Linked DNA regions of Mus musculus: region 2 is linked to region 1. Evidence: chromatin contacts called from ENCODE Hi-C or POLR2A ChIA-PET data. All regions are on one chromosome and are shown on one strand. Each heading gives the region's core, a stretch centred on a gene start or an enhancer-like site at or near the end of the contact. The rest is flanking DNA. Distances are from core to core; before and after follow the strand shown.

The links. A loop is a pair of places that touch in the nucleus more often than their neighbours do. ChIA-PET counts read pairs that join two places held with the same protein, here RNA polymerase II (POLR2A).
Region 2: a loop to region 1 is called in a map of left cerebral cortex, with 6 times the contacts of the local background. The contact joins the promoter of Kbtbd11 here to the enhancer-like site in region 1. A Hi-C loop is called at or near these places in 9 of 37 maps with a recorded cell type or tissue (T-helper 1 cell, T-helper 17 cell, left cerebral cortex and 1 more). POLR2A ChIA-PET finds 5 or more read pairs at or near these places in 4 of 5 experiments (Patski and embryonic stem cell).

Annotation. Positions count from the first base shown.
Region 1 is chr8:14,965,119-14,969,299 of GRCm38, reverse strand. All of the region lies in intron 18 of Arhgef10 (Rho guanine nucleotide exchange factor (GEF) 10), which reads right to left. Among named protein-coding and RNA genes, the nearest start is that of Gm16350, 6.0 kb to the right of the region's middle. Within about 2 kb of position 1,324, at least 1 of the 3 ENCODE cell types and tissues checked has a DNase peak (open chromatin) inside an H3K27ac peak, as active enhancers do.
Region 2 is chr8:15,008,438-15,012,376 of GRCm38, reverse strand. It overlaps Kbtbd11 (kelch repeat and BTB (POZ) domain containing 11), which reads right to left and starts at 1,352. Exons shown (of 2, transcript NM_029116.2): 1 at 1,063-1,352. It overlaps 5830468F06Rik (a long non-coding RNA gene), which reads left to right. Exons shown (of 2, transcript XR_003947516.1): 2 at 1-1,646.

The DNA.
Region 1 (4,181 bases), core at 75-2,574:
CTGACAATGAGAATGTGGTACACACAATGGAAAATTACACCCAGTAACAGAGCATTGAGTCCTGCCATCTGTGGCAAACTGGATGGCACCGGAGTACACTGTGCTAAATGAAATAAGTCAGACCCAGGAAGATAAACACCATGTGAGAAAGGCAAGACGAGGGTCCGTATGTGGAATAGTTACTCCAGCAGCTGGGAGTGGGGAGAGGAGAGGAGACTGAAGAGGGGGCTCCAGATAGGTGCAGACAAAGCGCTAGGCAGTGTAACTGACTACAGTTTACAGCAACCAGTGGATAGCTGGAAGAGAGGTGACACGAAGCTCCAGATGCAGAGGAATGGCAAGGAGGTGGTGGCATTAAGTACTCAGATCAGTCAGGATGTGTTCTGTCAGGACCGAAATGTCACTCTGTGCCCCACAAACATTTCTAATTATCACGTGTTAATCGCAAGTTGAAAAACAATTTTCTAGGAGACAGAAACACTAGGGATCTTGTTCAATCATTGTGTTTTGGGTTCAGATGTCAAATTATCATATCATCTGACATGGGTATGTTAAATACAGCAAGAATGCAGATGTAACACCAGGGGGTGTGTTCTTATTTTGATGGGGACCACCAGAAAGACAAGTGGGATCCTACATCACCTGAGTCCCCAGGCCACCTATGGACCATGTGCTAGGTAAGCCAATACAGATAACCATCTGACACAGAAAATGAGGACCCACCTCTTGGGTCTGTGACCAGCGTGCACAGGGGCAGCTTACCCAACAGATGGCTCACCATCTTTCTCTTCCCAACCATGAGCTACAGCCTGAAAAGTCAGTAAAACACTTTAAACTGCCCTCAGGAAAGTACACACTTTCCAAAGTCATTTCAGGAGATCCGAATGCTTAACCCAACCCATGGGTCCCCACAGGAGCCCAGGCCACTGGTTCCCAGGCCCCTCTCTGTAGGCAAAGTCCATCGTGGAAACCCAATACGACTAACGACTAACGTTCATGCCCTGCCTCCATCTGAAGCCTGCTTTCTGGGTGCTTGGAGCTGTGTCGGGGCAGCTCCTTGCTGCTTCTGCTGGCACAGCCTCACCCTTCCTCAGCACTGGTTGCTAGGCAGTGACACCCACGTTCTGCCTCCAACACAAAACAGCAGACCAAGCTTCCAGAGCTGAATGTTACAGTCGTTCAAAACAACACAAAAGTCGTACGATTTCAATGGGAACAAGAACTTCTACCCAGCTTCTCGAAACATCCTGAGATAACAGGCCCCACCCAGGGAAGGGGAAAGAACACACAGAGGCCAAAACTCTAAAGGAAGCACAGGGGAGACTCGGGGACCTCTGATTACCAGTTCAGCCTGCTGCTGGTGTGACTGACTGGAGGGCGGCTCATTGGATCCTAAAGACAGGCTGCCCCTGCTGTGAGGTGGATCTAGACACACCCAGTCCAGCCCCTTCCCAGTATCTACTGTTAGACAGAGTCTGCAGCAGCAGTAGCAAACCTCTCAAGTGCAGAAAGATGCCCATTACTGAGGTCGGCATGCACACAAGACAACTTGAAGGGATGGATTCTCTCTTCCACCATGTGAGCAGCAGAGAGCAAGCGCAGGCCAGTCAGGCTTGGTGATCAGTACCTGCTGAGCCACCTGACCCAGCAACATGTCCTAAATGCCTAACCCTCAAGACGTAGAAGAGTAAAATTTTCCTGTCTGTGATAATGGCTGCCTAACCAACTTGGCTGCTCTGTGCACTTTGCTTTACACGTGGACAACATCGAAGCACCACCTTTGACACTTCAGATATAGCTGGCATTCCATTAAACCTCAGCAAGGGAGTACGGACAGCCTGGGAGTCATGCCACTCACACAGCCCAGGCCGGGCGTGGTGGCGCACGCCTTTAATCCCAGCACTCGGGAGGCAGAGGCAGGTGGATTTCTGAGTTCCAGGCCAGCCTAGTCTACAAAGTGAGTTCCAGGACAGCCAGGGCTACACAGAGAAACCCTGTCTCGAAAACCCAAAAAAAAAAAAAAAAAAAGGATTTAGTCATCCCTGCTGTGTATGCCTCTCAGATGCGGGACTCACTGCATCTCAAGCAACAAGAGATAGCAGGGGCCTTCTCCAGTTCCGTGTTCCTAAGACAGAAGGGGCAACCCAGGGCTAGTCTCCCATGGACCCCAGGGCTGGCTGGCTGGACTTCTGCAGTCACCCCGCAACCATGGCTCCTTCAGGAGTACCCAGGCCAGTACAGCTGCAAATGGGTCACCAGCCAAGGGCACACATGCAAGGGTGAGTCAGGGTGCCCACCTCAATCTGCAGAACCCTCTGTCCTTCCGGAAGACAGTTCTTAAAAGACACTGTTTCTGAGAACACAGTCTCCCCTTTATCTCCATTATGGGATGTGCTACACAGTGCACACTGTCTGTGCATCAGAAGGTCTGCTCCTAAATTTCTTCAGGATAGCCTGGCCTGTGCCACATTCACTGGCAGCTCGCAGGACCCAGCACTTGGTTCATCACAGGCTCATAATAAATAAACATGAACAACAATACCACATCATTAAACTGAAATGCCCCCTGGGGATGGCAGGGCCCTTAATTCGTCCTGCGGATCCCATCTGTAAGGCATGCTGTAAAGCGGGGGGATGAGGAAAGGCTAATCAAGGGAGACATTAACAGATGAAGTCACATGCCCACCAAGTCACCACCTCAAAGGGCATGGCACTCCACCAATATCAGCAGCAGGACAATGATACGCGTCATGCCAAGGCATGGGCGCACCCACAGTGAGAAGCAGAGCAAACTTCTAGAAGGCGGAACAACTGCCTCGCTGCTGAAGAGTGTGAAAAGCTGCTGTCAGAAGCTGCCATTCCCTGAGGTAATCTCTGAGCTTCCTTAAAGACAGGAGATCAGCATCGGCCTGCAAAGTGTGGTCTGCAGGTCTCCAGGACTCCCCACATTGTAGTGGGCTGGTGCAGACCTTGTCATCACTGAGGTGGGGCCACCTGCCGTGCAGCTTTCCGCCTTGGCTGGCTTCTTTTGAGGTGTCAACTGCCCTGCTCTTCTCTGAGATCCTGCTGCCTGCTGAGACACCTTTGAGACATCCATGTTGCGCTGGGTCTTCCGGGCTGGCAGCTACAGTCACCAAGGATGGACTGGCCGGGGAGGGGGAGGGGCGGGTGGGGGGGGGGGCTTCTCCCTTTTAAGCACAGTCTCTTAGTAAACTCACGGGCCTTGATCAGAGAAAATTTGTCTTGGCTTCATTATTTCTCTCGCCGTCTAGTCTCTCTTTCACCCTAAGCCTGCCTTCCAGGAGTACCCAGTTCATGTAGGTCGCGGGCGGCTTGCAACTACAGATTGGCGCCTGAACAGGTTCTTCTTAACAGGACATACAGCAATGCTTCTGAGCTCAGCGTGAGGACAGCACCCCTCTCCTGGGGAGTAGCTCCTCTGAGCTGCTCCACACTCAGCCTCTAACCCCACACCTCACCCTCAGACAGTGGGCAAGCCCGGCTCTGTTCTGCTCTGCTTCGCTGGCTGGCTCCTCTTTCCCCCACTTTCCTGTGGTTAGCACCTGCTGTGGCCTTCACAGTGCTATGGGAGAGGTGGTGGTTGTCCGGGATGACTCAGCTTTGCACAGAAATTGGGATGCAAAGGTCACAGCAGCACACAGGCCTCCAAGAGAACGAATCCTTTTCCGGTTTTTCCTTCCACGGGAGTTGGTCAAGCCATCCTGCTTTGTATTTTTTCTTAAGGTTTCTTACTGATCCTAACCCCATTCTCCATTTGCCTAGTACAAGTCACCAACAGAAAGATGCTTTTAAAAAAAATGTAAGTCTGTGCGTCTACTCTGGATCAGAGTCATCAGTGGCTGTCTGGATACTGAGGATCAACCCTGGCTACAAACACACTTTAGGACTGACTGCAGTATAAACAGTCATCACTGTTCACAGAGGCCCAACACAACCTGCAATAGACACTCCTGAGTAATTTAATGGGTGTTCTAACGGCGCATAGAAAGATATTCAGTTTCCCCTTGGATACAATTGCAATGAATTGTGACAATTTGGAAAGACATTCCCTTCCTGTGTGTCCCCTCCCTCCATTCTTCCCTCCCTCCTCTTGCTGCTCATCTCCCTGCGATCCACTGGGATGCTCTAGGCTGCCCCGTGGTATTTCAGTTCTAGCTCAG
Region 2 (3,939 bases), core at 103-2,602, 43 kb before region 1:
GGAACCCACGGGGAACCAAGGACTAGTCACTCGGTGTTGAAAGATGCTGGGAACTTCAAGATAAGCTCCCGAGTGGAGCTAGAGGAGGGAAAAGAGCTCATTCTTTCTATCCCTGGACTAGACTGTAGCAGGCTGGGGAAAGAAGTGCTTCTTTAGGAAAGCTAAATAATGTTGGAGTGAAAACTCTCCGGTCTAATGCTACAGGTGCAGAGGGCCAACCGAGAGGAACTCGGCAGGACCTGCCCCCACCGCCCTGGAGGGGGTTGGCTGCCCTGGAAGGGGTTGTCCCAGCCGCACAGCGGGGCTGGCAAGGTTCCAGGAAGGCTTGGGCTCCACTCCCAGCCTCTTCCCAGGATGAAGGCGAACCGCGCACTCAATCCTAATTTAAATGCAGCGCGCTTTCCTCCTTCCATCCCCTCCCCACCGTGCTGTCAGGCACGTACCCGCGCAGGCCACCAGGCATCCCTGACCCACTGTCTGGCTCTACGAGCCGAGGCTCCCCGAACGAATACTGTAGCTGTGCGTGGCCCACGCGTCCCGCAGACTACCCGTGGCGTCAAGAGTCTGCCTAGGGGGTCCCCGTCCGGGTCCGCCAAATCATGTCCACTTTCCGAGCTAGCTAGCGCCCAGTCCCTGAGCTGCACCCCCCCCCCCATAAAGAACCCAGTGTCACAGGCAGCAGGAGGGGAGCGGCCAGACCCATGCCAGGGAGGGGCCCGTGCAGGCGACTCACTGTCGCCTGTCGTCCTCCCACGCCACGCCCGGTGCTTTTTTTCTTGGATCAATCCGGTCCTCCGAACCCCCAGTCCCCACTTCCCTCCAAGAGCAGCGTCCCTGCCTACCACCCACAAGGCCCTCCATCCTCCAGGAGTCCCGCAGGCCGCGCCCGGGCCCCTACCTCACCGCTCGCAGCTCGCCGCTCTCCCTCCACCCCTGCAAACCCACCCGAGCCCAGGACGCGCAGCCTGGCCGGGGGGCGTGGGGTGTGTGACGCGCATGCGCACGCGACCATTCACGCGCACCTGTGTGAGCGCCCCCGGGGCGAGCGAACCTTCCACGCACCTGTGCGAGCGCTGCGATTCTGTGCGCTTTCCCGATGCCGGGAACGCGCCGGGCTCCTCCGCACGCGTGCCAACCTCCGGGTTGGCAGCGACTGAGTATGCCCTGCACTTGGAGGGAGCGCGAGCTGGGAGGCCGCCCACGGCCGGGGCGCGCGTGCACCTCGCTGTCCCCGCCTGCCACCTACGGCTTGGGGGTCTTCCGGCAGAGGCTGCAGCTGAGCTAGCCCTCCGTGGATCTAGTGTGCGCGGTGCCCGGCGCCTGCCCGCAACAGCTCCTGCGCCTCCGCACTTAACCCATTCCAGACCAAGTGAGCAGAAGCTGGGAGCTCGCTCTTGGTAGCCTCCAGCCTTGACAGCAGCACCGTGGCGCACAGAGCACCTCCAGTAAAGAGACCCCGCTGCTGCACCCCGCGGGCATGACCTGTTGAGCCCTTCCCAACCCCAAAAAGCACCAGGAACAGGTGTCTGCCGCGAGCTTTGCCCTACCTAGGGCGCTCTTGGCTGTTTGACCTCCAGCATTACATCCTGGGTCCCGCTGAGCATCTGTAAGAAGCGATCCCACACATAGTAATTAAAAATCTGTTGCCCACATCCTGATAGAGTCTAGAATCTTAAGAAAGTTCTGTATAGTGAAGCTGACCAACCAGTTGGTGGACATTTCTTGGTGTCTAGACTGGCCTTCTCCTCTTGTGTGGGCAGCCTCGGGTAACATAAGGAGTGTGTGTCAAATCAGGGTTGATCCTGGGATAAATGCTTCTTTTAACAGCTTTATGCAAATTACCGATGGCCAGATTTCTGTGAACAGAGGATGTGAACATTTGCTCTCTACTCTGCTTTGATATTCTTGGCCAATTTATACCACCAGCCTTTCTGAGTTCAACACCAAAGCTGTAAAAACGCTTCTTGTTCAGTAGCCAGGCATCAACCAGGGCAGAAAGCTGCAAACTGCTGGAATGACTCCTTCCTTCCGTTCCTGTTGGTTACAATAGAAACAGGCTGAGATCATTTTCATTTTCATTATGTTAATTTCAGTTTGTCCTCAAATAGGTAACTCTCAAGGTCTCTTAGTGTGTCTCCATTTACACGTGGGTGGAGAAAAGGCAGAAAGGTGACCAGGATGCGGCCTCAGGGCTTTCTCCACGTGCCCAGCCTCCATCATCCTGGCTCTGGATGCTGGGTGGACCAGCTCCCACACTGGGCTGGGTACCATTTACAGACCTACCCCAACCCCATTCCAACAGGGATTTTTACAAAGCTATACACTAAGTAGGCTGTTCATGGAAATTTTCTGAAAGGATGAAAAAAAAAAAGTAAAGGAAGTAATTAAAAATAACCTTCTGGTGTCTCGTAGAGGGGGTGTTTGGGGGTTACCTGCCATGTGTTTCCCCACTTACACATTTATAGACTCTATTTCAGTGACGTCATTGAAATTTGCCAGAGGTGTGGTAATTAGTTGGAAATTCTTCATGCTTCATGAGGTCCTGAAACTGACCAGGACTGTAATCGCGGAGGGAGTGTGCCATCGAATCCTCCTGCCTCAGGAAGAACCGGACCGTACTGCAGACTTGAGATGCATCACCGTGGCTATCTCCCAGAGACAGGTGTGAACAGGTGTGGCACTGACTGAGCCTTTCACACCCTTAGTGCTGGGTAAAACCGACCAGGTCCAGGTCAGAGCAACAGGCTGGGAGAGAGCCAGCAGCAGCACGCAGACGACACCCTGAATGCAGTCATCCCTCTCAAACCTGACAGGGACAAGATGCTCAACCTGTCTCCCTGACAGTACCCAAGTCAGATGGAAGGATGTATGCTGTGCAGTGGGTAGTGGAGCCATCTTTCTCCAGGGAGGGCGTTCCCCCGATTCTACCATTGCCCTGAGAGCTCTCAGCTCTCTCCGTCTGTGCCTTTATGGTTGATCTTTCCTGCACGCAGCCTTGTGAAGTATAAAAGGAAGGTTGCCTGCCTGTAGGTCATACCCATGTCACACCTCGTTCCTACTCTTAAGCGCTTTAGTTGGCTCCTGTGGGGATCCTGGGTGTTGTTTGCTCACAGATGCCAGACCAGACAGTCCCCAGGATTTTTTAAAGCCCGTAAGACTTCATGTTCTGCACTGCTACCCCCTCCCCCAAGCAATTAAATTCCAATGACTGTCAGGAATGGAGCCAGTTACTCTAAGTACTTCCAGCTTTTCGGCATTAAGAATAAATAATTAGATGTTTGTTGGTTCATTTCAAAATCCAATCCATGCTGTGTAAGAGGGAAGTTGTCCCCATGGGACTCCCTTAAGTACCAGCCTTGTCTGACCAGGCCACTCCTAGAAACGCCGCCACCAATCTGCATGTGGATTCTTTCAGATGCGTCTTAGATATGGTGGCTGAGCTGCCTGGGCTCTCCTTTCTCTTCACACACCGCAGACCGGTGCCTAGGAGCCTGGTACTCAGAGGTCATGCTCTGTGTTGTCTATGAAGTGTCCAAGGCGACCGTGACTATGGAGATGGTTGCCACTCGTGAGGTGATTCTGCATCATTCATGTCCTTCCGCGCATTTTAAACTACAGTTGCATTCCTGGAAAACACACGCACACGCGCGCATGCACACACACACACACACACACATACACACGCACGCACATGCACACACACACACTGGTCTGAGATGGTACCTCATGCTGTACAGCTGAATACCACAAGAATGGACTCTTCAGCTCTGTGTCTTCCTGAATTAAAAGCCATGATAATGGACCAGGAATGCCCACTTAGACCAGATGTCTGCTGCCCCTTGTCTCTGATGCCGCTTTCTGTGGGCTGGAGGTCTGCATGGACCCTGCCTTATTTAGCAGACTGTAGCTCCTTTCCTGAGAGGAGAGAAATCCTTACAA